Regions from separate parts of the Homo sapiens genome. Here region 1 is linked to region 2. The links are chromatin contacts, found by Hi-C or POLR2A ChIA-PET in ENCODE. All regions are on one chromosome and are shown on one strand. The core of a region is the stretch at or near the end of the contact, and the rest is flanking DNA. Distances in the headings are between cores, read along the strand shown.

What was found. Hi-C counts contacts between places; a loop is a spot of excess contacts on that map. ChIA-PET counts read pairs that join two places held with the same protein, here RNA polymerase II (POLR2A). Pooled maps may share reads with other maps.
Region 1: a map of CD4-positive, alpha-beta T cell shows a loop between it and region 2 (7-fold over the local background). The contact joins the promoter of PSMG4 here to the promoter of SLC22A23 in region 2. A Hi-C loop is called at or near these places in 2 of 168 maps with a recorded cell type or tissue (CD4-positive, alpha-beta T cell and naive thymus-derived CD4-positive, alpha-beta T cell) and 12 of 50 pooled maps. POLR2A ChIA-PET finds 5 or more read pairs at or near these places in 2 of 52 experiments (B cell and activated naive CD4-positive, alpha-beta T cell).

Annotation. Positions count from the first base shown.
Region 1 is chr6:3,256,760-3,262,226 of GRCh38, reverse strand. PSMG4 (proteasome assembly chaperone 4) reads right to left here and starts at 3,280. Exons shown (of 3, transcript NM_001128591.2): 1 at 3,031-3,280. The coding sequence starts at 3,204. RefSeq lists an enhancer at 2,571-2,700 and silencers at 2,821-2,920, 2,971-3,090, 3,211-3,460.
Region 2 is chr6:3,453,647-3,458,812 of GRCh38, reverse strand. SLC22A23 (solute carrier family 22 member 23) reads left to right here and starts at 1,763. Exons shown (of 10, transcript NM_015482.2): 1 at 1,763-2,907. The coding sequence starts at 2,254. LOC643327 (a long non-coding RNA gene) reads right to left here and starts at 3,110. Exons shown (of 2, transcript NR_147844.1): 1 at 2,562-3,110. RefSeq lists silencers at 1,486-1,705, 1,766-1,995.

The DNA of each region.
Region 1 (5,467 bases), core at 2,031-4,530, 200 kb after region 2:
CCAGGGAGTTCTGCTGCAGCTGAAGCACCACCTTCCACTCCTAGAGGCCGGGCGGGGGGTCCAAGAATCCCTGAGCAGGCACGGGCCCAGGTCCCAGGCCAGCTTCCCTCAAGCTGGTAGGACTCAGTGTCACTAGTCCTGCAGCCTCTCTGGGCACCAAAAATCCCTGCTCAACCCAAGGTCAGCCAGCTCCGGGTTGCATGGTGTCTGTTCTCTACAGTCTCACATGTGGGAGTTTAGGGAAGCTGGAGGGAAGAGACCTCACAGACCGTCTGGTGCCATTCTCCACGTGTGGGCTGGCAAAATTCCTGAGAGGGACCAGATAGTAACTAGTTCAGGCTTTATGGATTACAAAGTCTCTATTACAACTGCTCAGCCCTGCCACCAAGGTACAAGAGCTCCACAGAGTCTACCTGCATGGACGGTAGATGGAGGGCTGGCCCACGGGTCACAGGTGGACAGTAGATGGAGGGCCGCCCCACGGGTCACAGGAACCTTGGGCTTCCTGCCTTAAGCTAATGCCTACACCTCTTTTCCCCAGCTGGCTCGGCTCTCTGCCCCTGGAGAGAACACCCAGGCACACTGCGGCCAGTGAGAGGGACTGGACTTCTGACAAGTCAGGTAACTCAATCAATCCCCTGTTCCTTTTCCTGCCTGGCTTTGCTGGAGGGGCACTTTCCAGATGAGAAAATATACCTCACTGGGAGCTGTGACCACCATGGGGTCGGGTGACCAAAACCACCCACAGGAGGAGCCTACTTCTTCCAAACTTACCAGCCCAAACCAGCACTGCACAAAGTGGCACAAGGCAGCGACACCAGATCTGACCAGTGCCCAAAGCCCTGCCCACTATGCCTTGGGATAAAGAGAGAATGCGAGGTGGCACAGAGCACACAGCCCCACCCATCACCCCTGGTCCCCCAGGCCTCTTCCGCTGCCGCCTGCTCAAAGGTCCACTGCCAGGACCCTCCAGGAAAGAAAAAAAGAAAAAAGGAAAAGGAAAAGAAAAGCAAGAAAGGAATCCAGATGCCATCTCCTTCCCAAGGCCTTCCCAGGTGCCGCTGTGCACAGCTAAGAGGCTCACCCATGACTTCCTGCCCCCAGCACCCTCAGTCATCACTGCCTCACTGGCTTCAGAAGGGTCTCGCTGAGGGGGCCTCACTCATTCATTCCACAGGGACTTAGAGAGCGGTGCATCAGGAGCTAGAGAAACAGACGCTCACCCTGGGCAAGCAGACAAACCTCACCGTGAAACACTCAACGGCTGAGAGAGGGAGCTAATGCGGCTGGGAGGCCAGCACTGCCCAGCTCGAGGACAGGCAGGAGCTCTAAGAGGTAACAGAGCCCGAAGGTCACTGGAGTCTTCGAGTGCTCCGAGTTCACCTCGTGAAAGGTTTTGAGCAGAGAAATGAAAATATCCAACTTCAGTCTTAAAACTATCATTCTGTTGCCCTGGTTACAAGGCAGTGTTGTGGCCTGAATTGTGTCTCCCCAAAAAATATGTTGAAGTCCTAACCTCTGGGTACCTATGAATGTGACCTTGTTTGTAAACAGGGTCTCTGCAGATGTAAATAAGATGTAATTTAGACCAGGCGCGGCGGCTAACGCCTATAATCCCGGCACTTTAGGATAAAGATTAGCATAAAGATTCTTTACTTCCAAAGGGACTTGCTTGCCTTTGGGAGGCCGAGGCAGGCGGATCACGAGGTCAGAATTTCGAGATCAGCCTGGCCAACATAATGAAACCTCAGCTCTACTGAAACTACAAAAATTAGCCCGGCGTGATGGCTCACACCTGTAATCCCAGCTACTCAGGAGGGTGAGGCAGAACTGCTTGAACCTGGGAGGCGGAGGTTGCAGTAAGCCAAGATCACGCCATTGCACTCCAGCCTGGGCGACAGAGCAAGACTTTGCTTCAAAAAAAAAAAAAAAAAATATATATATATATACAATTTAAGACAAGGTTATACTGGAGTAGGATGGGCCCTTAATCCAACATTACTGATGTCCTTATGAGAAGAGTCGGGCTCACTGAGGAAGGAGGATCATCACTTGAGGCCAGGAGTTCAAGAACAGCCTGGGCAAAATAGTGAGACCCCCATCTCTACAAAAAAACACAATTAGCCAGGTATGGTGGCACATGTCTGTAGTCCTAGCTACTCGGGAGGCTGAGGAAGGAGGATCACTTAAGCCCAGGAGTTTGAGGTGACAGTGAGCTATAATAATGACACTGTACCCCAGCCTGGGTGACAGTGAGAGACCTTGTCTACAGATCTTTGAGAATAAACCTCTGTTGTTTTAAGCCACGCGGTCTGTGGCACTTTCTTACAGCTGCCTCAGGAAACCAGGAGAAACCAGGCGGCGACACGCAAAGCCGGAAAGGCGGGAGAGGAGGGGAAATGATAATGTCCCAGGCTTGGCCCAGCGCGGCAGGGTGAAGGTGAGGGCGGCTTGGGTTTTGTCTGCTTTGACTGGCGGCAGTGCCTAGGGACTCAGCACGTGGAGTGTGAAGAAAGAGGAATCAAAGACAACTGCGAGGCTCTGAACGCACAGCCAGGAAGATGGAGCTGCCATCACAGCGCCAGTCAGGCGGAGGAGGGAGCAGGTTTGGAGAAGAGAGCCTGATGTGTGCCTAGTGCGAAATGCCTGAGACATCCAGTGGAGACGCAAGAGTCCCCAAAAAATTATCAGTGTGCTCAAAATCCAGATGGCAGGAGAGCTACGAGGCAGACGCGTCCCCCAGCGAGCGTGTGGCGAGGACAGACCCAAGACATTCTGACCTACAGAGACCAGTGCGGGACGCAGCTGCGGGGCGGCGGGACAAGGAGAGGGGCCCGGGGCCCGCGCGCAGCTCCCGAGGTGGTGCAGGCCCTGGCGCCCGCGGGCTTCCTAAGACATCCCACGGGTGGGCTTCGGGGGAGTAGGGCGCCCTGTGGACCCAAGAGAAGCCTGGGGGGCTGCAGCTCGCGCAGGCCCGGCGCCCCCGCGCCCCCGCCCCGCCGCCCGCACCCTCGGCCGCCAGGCACTCACGTAGCGGCTGCACATGGCCACGGCGAGGTTGCGCAGGTGCGGCGTGGCCCCCACCCACAGGAACAGCGAGTCCGTCAGCCGCATGACGTGGAAGTGGACCAGCTGCTCCCACAGCCTCGCGCTGAAGTTGTGCAGGGAGACGTCCCCGCCGGCGGCGACAACCAGCCCCTCCATGCCGCCCCACGGCTCCCGGCCCACAGCGCCAGACCCGGGTCCTCGCCGCTGCCAGCCCCGCCAGACCCGATGGAGCGAGCACCGAGAGACCGAGCGCGCTTTCGCTTTCGGCCCCGGAAGGGCGGGGGTGAGGGGCGTGGTCGGGGAGGGGCGATCCCGGGCTTGGGTTGGGGGCGTGGTCGAGGCGGGGCGGCTGCCGGCCCTGGGCGGAGTAGCTGTCCCTGGTTGTCTTGCTGGCCTCTCCCGCACACCAGTACCTCTCTGGACGGGCTGGGGAAACCCACTTGAGTAGCAGAGTGCGACAGTGACCTCTAGGAGTCCACGGGCGCCCAGCAGAACTCACCCTCGCTTTGTTTCCCCCCACCCCCTAATTATTACTGACGCGGGGCATTCAAGGGCTGAAGCCAGCCGCACCGTCCTCCCAGGCCGTGACACTTCGCCCTACAGACATTAATTTAATTAAAAATTTAAAAAGACTGATTTTTAATTAGTTCTTCAAGCACTCTGAGAACGGCCACCTCCCGTCCCACCTCCTCCTCCTAGCAGCCCTTTAACTCCAAGGAGGCTTCGACGGCACCCAGCCCTAATTAAGAATGGCAACGGTATTGGGAGAAAGCCTTTAGAAAGGAAAATTGTGTCAACTAAGTTGGCAGGAGGATGGGCAGGCACCCTTTTGGACGCCGAGTCCCAAGCTGCAGTCATGTACATGGCCTCGGGCTACCCCCTTAACCTCTCTGAGACTCAGTTTCCTCATCTGCAAAATGCAAATAAGAACAGGTGCCTTTCGGAGACGTGGAAAGGATCTCAAGAGAGATTAATGGGAAGCACCAACAATCATCCAATCATCCCATTGTCATACCTATGGGGAGACCCCTTGAACACTTCAGGACATTACAGAGTTGAGAAAAGGAAGCCTTGATGGGTTAAGAGAGAAGGTGGTAAAAGAAAACAGCCCATTTTGTCAGATTCTGTTACAACTGACTTTAGAGATTTAACTTGGAACTATAAAAGGTCTGCTTTAAAAATCTCTAATAGATCTAAGTTGACTAAATTGAAATTTAAGAGGGCATTTTCCATAGTTCTATTTGCTAATTATCGATGATTCAATAATACAGTTAATTTTCAGGTCAATATTTTAACAGCTTTATTAAAATGTGATTAACATACAATAACTGCACATATATAGTGTACAAATTGAAGTCTTGACACGTTATAGCCAGTGAAATCATCATCACAATCCACAAAGTGAACGCGTCCAGTACTCCCTCCTGCCCTCAGTAATGACTCCTGCCCCCAACCACTGATCTGCTTCCTGCCACACAGATTAGTCTGCATTTTCCAGAGTTTTGTATCAGTGGAATCACACAGTATGTACTGTTTTTTGTCCAGCTTCTTTCCTTCATCATAATTATCTTGGGTTCATCTGCTTGTGTGTCAATGGCTTGTGTCTTTGTATTACTAAGCAGTGTTCCATTGTATGGCTACACCATAATTGTTTTATCCCTTTACTTTGTGATTTGAGGCCCTTCAATCAGCTAGGAGGACCCAAAGATTAAGGAAACAAAGTTACCGACCGGTGGAGAGTTCAAGGCCTGGCTGGCATGGCAAATTTCTCAATCTGGATTGTAATGATGGTTTCACTGGTTATACATGTCTCAAAACCTCAATGCTCCTCTCTCTCTCCAGCTTTGCTGTCACTGCTCGGGAAACACACAGGCAGAGGGTCACAGCCAGTCATGCCCAACATCAGCGGCCCTGGAACACTGCCCTGCAGTCCCTAGACAGCGTCCTCTCTCACTCCCCTTGACTATGCTCCCCAAACCCTGAGCTGACCCAAACCCAAGTTCAGCAGATGCCCTTGCTTCTGATGTTATGCAGAAAATAGAGGTGACAAAGCCAGATTTTCCCAGCTCCTTGTCCCTCTCCTAAAATGCTTATCTTCATTGGACCCTATCTTTCCTTCTGCTCACTCTGTGACAGTGAAAGATAAAGATGTCCCTCCTTGTACAGAAGGTCAATCCATCCACCTGTGCTCTGACCCTGTCCTTTCACGTCCTCAGGAACCCCCCTCATTATCTGTGATGCGTCTCCAAAGAGCCTGCATGTGCCACCTAGGTCCACTTCAAAAAAAACTTGTCCCAACTGCTACAAATCCTACCTTCTGCCACGGCCTCCTCTAGAGTCTGCACACCCTCCCCGTGGCAGCCCACATACAATAACTGATGGAGGCAGACTATGAAAGCCAGGCCAGTTTGCCCCAGTG
Region 2 (5,166 bases), core at 514-3,013:
CCACTGAAAGGAAAATAAATAAAATCCGTAAAGTTATATTTCAATTCAAAAAGAAATGTGGATTGTATGTAATGGCAAGAGGAGCACTGGTAATAATACATGTCTAACATTCATTGCGCACTTACTCTGTTCCAGGCATGGAGGTCAGAACTTTGCATGTATTAGCTCTTCAAATGAGGGGAGGAGAGGGAAGGAAAAGAAAAGTTAAGCTAATAAATAATGTGAAGTTGAAAAATTACCACGTACACAACGTGCACTATCGTGTCCCCCCCCGCCCCAAGCCCCCAGCTCTTTATATATGTGGTTTCCAGACCCATTTCTCAGCGGTCTGGTGTCTTTTGCAGCCCTTAGGGCCCCTTCCGCCCATTGTTATCTAATCACCCCTTCTCGGCCACGCAGGAAGGTCCACAACCTCCCCTGTCCCCCAAGACCCGCCCCCCGGCAGCCTTCAGAAATAGTTCTCTGGTACGTATGTGCCAGCATTTTATGCAGTAAACACATGTTGCCCTTAACACTGAACTGCAGGTTAAAAATGTATTCCACTAAATTGTGCAGCGGTTAGCTGAGCAAATAATGAAAATGCAAAAGAATACATTCAGTATATGGAGCTTAGAATATATCCTTTTGGAAAGCTAAACATTTTTTTTTTTTTTGCCCCAAATAAGACTAGAAATGGATTGCTCCATTTAAGACTTCCATTAATAAACTTCTCAGAATATGAAATGCCTCCAAAATGTGGGGACGCTGGGTTGAAAGGTGCCGGATAATTCTCTTTGGTGCGTGCGCTGGGTGCAGGAGGAAATATGCTAATGTAGCCGTTTGCCGCAGGGCTGGTGTTATTTATACAGCGCTGGCTGGGCAAGGTTGGCGCTGGAGCAGGAGAGGAGGGAGAGGTTTGTCTTCTTGTGTGAGAGTATAGATGTGTGCGCCTGTGCACACGGCGTTCCAAACGTGAATACAAGATCTTAGGGAGGGGGTGGGGAATGCCATCACGTTTATACTGTGTGTATTATAACTTGTGTTGGAGATATATCCCAGCATCGTGCTTACATCGCATGCACTTAGGAGTGGGGGAAGAAATGGCGATTTGGGAGTGGGTGCGGCGGGTCGCAGGTGGCCAGACACTGCGGGGGACTGGCGACCTGAAATTGGCAAAGGCGCCTCCTTGACCCTGCTCCACGGACACAAAAATCAACCTTATTCGCTCCTGGAAAAAGCGCAGAGGGTTGTTCCCGAAGGCTGAAGACCCTCGGGCTTGGGACTGGGAGCGGGGCGCGGGCAGCGGGACCGCCGGGCACCTCTGAAGAGACAGAGGTCACGGAGACCTGGCGCGCGCGGAGTGGGTGGGGGGCCCGCGCGGCTGCGGGAGCCCAGCCTCAGAGAAGACCCGGCCCACACGTTCTCAGCGCACGCCGACTTTGCCGGGACCCGTCGCCGGCCGGCGACCCCTGCTACGCGCGTCTCCTCCTCCCCCGCCCCGCCCGGCGCGAAACGGGCAACGGGCAGGGGATCCTCCAGCCAGGCGGGCCCGGGGTGTCCCGTTTCCCCCGCCCCCCTCCCGTGGATCCCGGGCGGCGGCGGCCGCGCGTCCGGGCTGGAGGGGGCGCTCGCGAGCAGGAGCCGAGCGCAGCAGGTGCCGCGGTTACCTCCACCTCGGCGGGGGGAGAGGGGGCGGGCCGGGGGGCAGGGAGGAGGGGGAGGAGGAGGAGGAGGAGGAGGAGTGGGGCCGGCTCCAGGAGCTGGAGAGCGCGGCCGGCTCGGCAGGCTGGGTCCAGAGCTCGCGGCTTCCGGGAGGCGCCCGAAGTCGGAGAAATACAGCGCGGCCACCCCGGGAGCAGCAGCCTTTGCCCGCACCGCCGCCCGCAGGGCCCTGAACCGCCGGCAAGGGCGCGGGCCGGGCGCGGCGCCGGCTCCTCCTCCTGCCGCGTCCGGCGCGGAGCAGCGGAGAGCGGCGGGCTCGGCAGCCGGCGCCCGGGCCGCGGAACTGATGAGCCGCGGCGGCTGAGGGCCCGGCCGGCCTCTGCCCGCCTCTGCCCGGCGCCCGAGCGGGGCCGCAGCGCCCGGGGCGCGGGGTCCGGCGGGTGACATGGGGGCGGCCTGACGCACCCGGAGCCGCCGAGCGCTCTCTCTCGAGCCGCGGGCCCTCCTCGGCGGCAGCGGCTGCAGGCGCCTGGCCCGGCGCGCTGTGCCCGGGGCGCCCGCGGAGCCTCCGCCGCGCTCTATGCGCCTCTGCGGGAGCCGCGGGCCCGGGCCATGGCCATAGACCGGCGGCGCGAGGCGGCGGGCGGCGGGCCTGGGCGGCAGCCGGCCCCGGCCGAGGAGAACGGCTCCCTGCCGCCCGGGGACGCGGCGGCCTCGGCGCCCCTCGGGGGACGCGCGGGCCCCGGCGGCGGCGCGGAGATCCAGCCGCTGCCCCCACTGCATCCTGGAGGCGGCCCGCACCCGAGCTGCTGCTCCGCGGCTGCGGCCCCGAGCCTCTTGTTGCTGGACTATGACGGGTCGGTGCTGCCCTTCCTCGGGGGCCTGGGCGGGGGCTATCAGAAGACCCTCGTGCTGCTCACCTGGATCCCGGCGCTGTTCATCGGCTTCAGCCAGTTCTCGGACTCGTTCCTCCTGGACCAGCCCAACTTCTGGTGCCGCGGGGCCGGCAAAGGCACCGAGCTGGCAGGGGTCACCACCACAGGCCGGGGCGGGGACATGGGCAACTGGACCAGCCTCCCCACCACCCCCTTCGCCACTGCCCCCTGGGAGGCTGCGGGCAACCGGAGCAACAGCAGCGGCGCGGACGGAGGCGACACACCACCCCTGCCATCCCCTCCGGACAAGGGGGACAACGCCTCCAACTGTGACTGCCGCGCATGGGACTACGGCATCCGCGCCGGCCTCGTCCAGAACGTGGTCAGCAAGGTAAGGGCCGCAGCCGCCCAGTCCCTCCAACCCTCTCCCTGCAGACCGAGGTCCAAGCCCGAGCCAGCGGGAGAACCGAAGTCCCCAAAGTGGTGGTGCTAGAGTGTGTGTAGGGCATTCCGCATTGGCTTAATCTCCTTCCGTCCCCCAAACCACATGCCTTTACTTGGGTGTAAAGGGAGCACCATAGCCTTTACTAGTTTGCACCCAAACTCCTGTCCCAGTACGCGGATGGAAAGCGCGCCCTTCCCCCACCCTCGGGGCGAGGCAGCTGACCTGTCACCAGCCCCCTCTGGAGGAGTCGGACTGGCGTCGTTCAAGGTCTGCTGGGGGAGTCGGGACCACAGCCCTGTTCTGCCCGGCTAGTTGTCCCTGGGTCTCCCACAAAGCAATAGTCTTCCATCTCGCACTTGATTTTGACACAGGTAAAGCCTACTAAAGAACTGGAGAGCCAGAGAAGCAAAGACTCCTGCAAATCCCCAACCCGCAGCCGATGCTTAGTCCTCCCCAAAGATATCTGACTTTAGGCTTTGCTACCCCAGTGTCTCCTCCCATGTTTTCTCAGCACTTCAGTAAACATCACTACAGTATAGGAAGGACGCGGAGAATATGTCATTTGGGTGTTCCCCGGCCGTCACCGCTCTTACACAGCAGCTGCTTTGGGCTGAGGCACTGAGAACGGGGGTGTGCTTTAGCTGAAACATGCACCTTGTCCTCTGAGTCCTGTAGCTAAAGCTCCCTTGCAGAGGTATTGCGTGGTGTGAAATGTAGCAGAAGGGAGTTGTGAGACAAGTGTGAAGGCCTAAACACAGAGTGGGCAATGGTGGACACTCAATGCCCCTAGACAGCTGTAATTTTATTCTTAACATATAAGAGATATCAAGACATTTGTAGTTTTGCTCCTTGTGTCTAAACTAATTAATTCACATTTTAAAGTAAATACAGACTCTCCTCCACCCCACCCGCTACCCATTCTGGGCTGTTCTGGCAGAGTTTTAAATGCTTTGTCGAAATGTATGAAATTGGACAGTTTTAAATAGTCAATGTGCATGTAACCTCCTCCCCCCGTGTGCATTGGTTAACAGTTGTAGCTCATGGATGTGTAAGATAAACTCTTACATCATCATAATCATTGTTTTAATCTTGTACCAACCTGGCCAGAAATGCTCTGTCCTGTGGGAACTGTCTGACTGAGCTGCCCCTGCTGCCCTGCAAGGTAATGGGGAAGGTCCTTCTAGCTGGGTTCACCTTGATCCCACCCACCTCCTACCCCCTGCTTTCTAAAGGTGTTTCTGTGACTGTTTTCCCTTCACGGAGGGCAATATTTCTTTGTTGGTTTAGCAGCAAAGAAAAATTAAGAACAATGACTATTTAAATCACTGTGTATGTCTGACAGACTGAGGATTTGGCAACATTGTTAAGTATTTCAAGTGTCTTTCTAGAGCAGAGGGAGAATAATGGATCAAAGTGAGTATGTGTGAAGAGCGCTGTGTCCTGGGGTCAAAGTAGAGGTGAACTTGAAAGTGATGAGATGGGATAGAGTGCCATTACCTTGGCAGTGAGGACCCAGGAAACAGCTATTCACACTCAGCCATGCACGGTGGGAGGAGAGAACAAAAATAGTTCTTAAAAGCAGACTATGGAGGCATATTGGAGAGCTGGGCAGTTTTTCTAAATTAGCATTCGAGAGGGTCACAGACAGCCCTCATGTGTGTGGCATGTTTTGGGTGATGCTTGATGACACGTTGCAGTTACTGGGCCAGACTGAGAGGGGAAACCTGGGAACAATAATTAGACACACATTTTCTTATACAGTAAAGCCTAGAAAGGACATATTGATTTTCACAGACAAAAAAGATCTAAATAAAGGACTGCCTTCCCAGTGTTCTGTGTGTTTCAAGCACATAACAAATGCTTCAAAGAGCTTTTCAAGCACATTTTGGCATGTTGGAAGGCAGACTTTTCCTGTGCTGCTGTGTATGTTGAATACTGTATCAGATGCACTAATGTGGGATGTACACTATGGTGAGTGCAGGAGTTCCAGGGGTCAGGTGCTTGTCAGCCCACATCCCAAGTAGAAGCAGAAAGTGGAAGGAGCCTTTGCCTTCTTTCAGTGGATAAAAGCTCAGGGTTTGAGAAGCTGCCTTTTGTGCCTCTTTCCTGCTCTGTTCCATGATCTTTCTCTTGCAAATAAGCCTCATGCTGTCTTCAGCATGTATCCTGTATTTAGTATGTATCCTTTAGCGTGTGTGTGCCCTA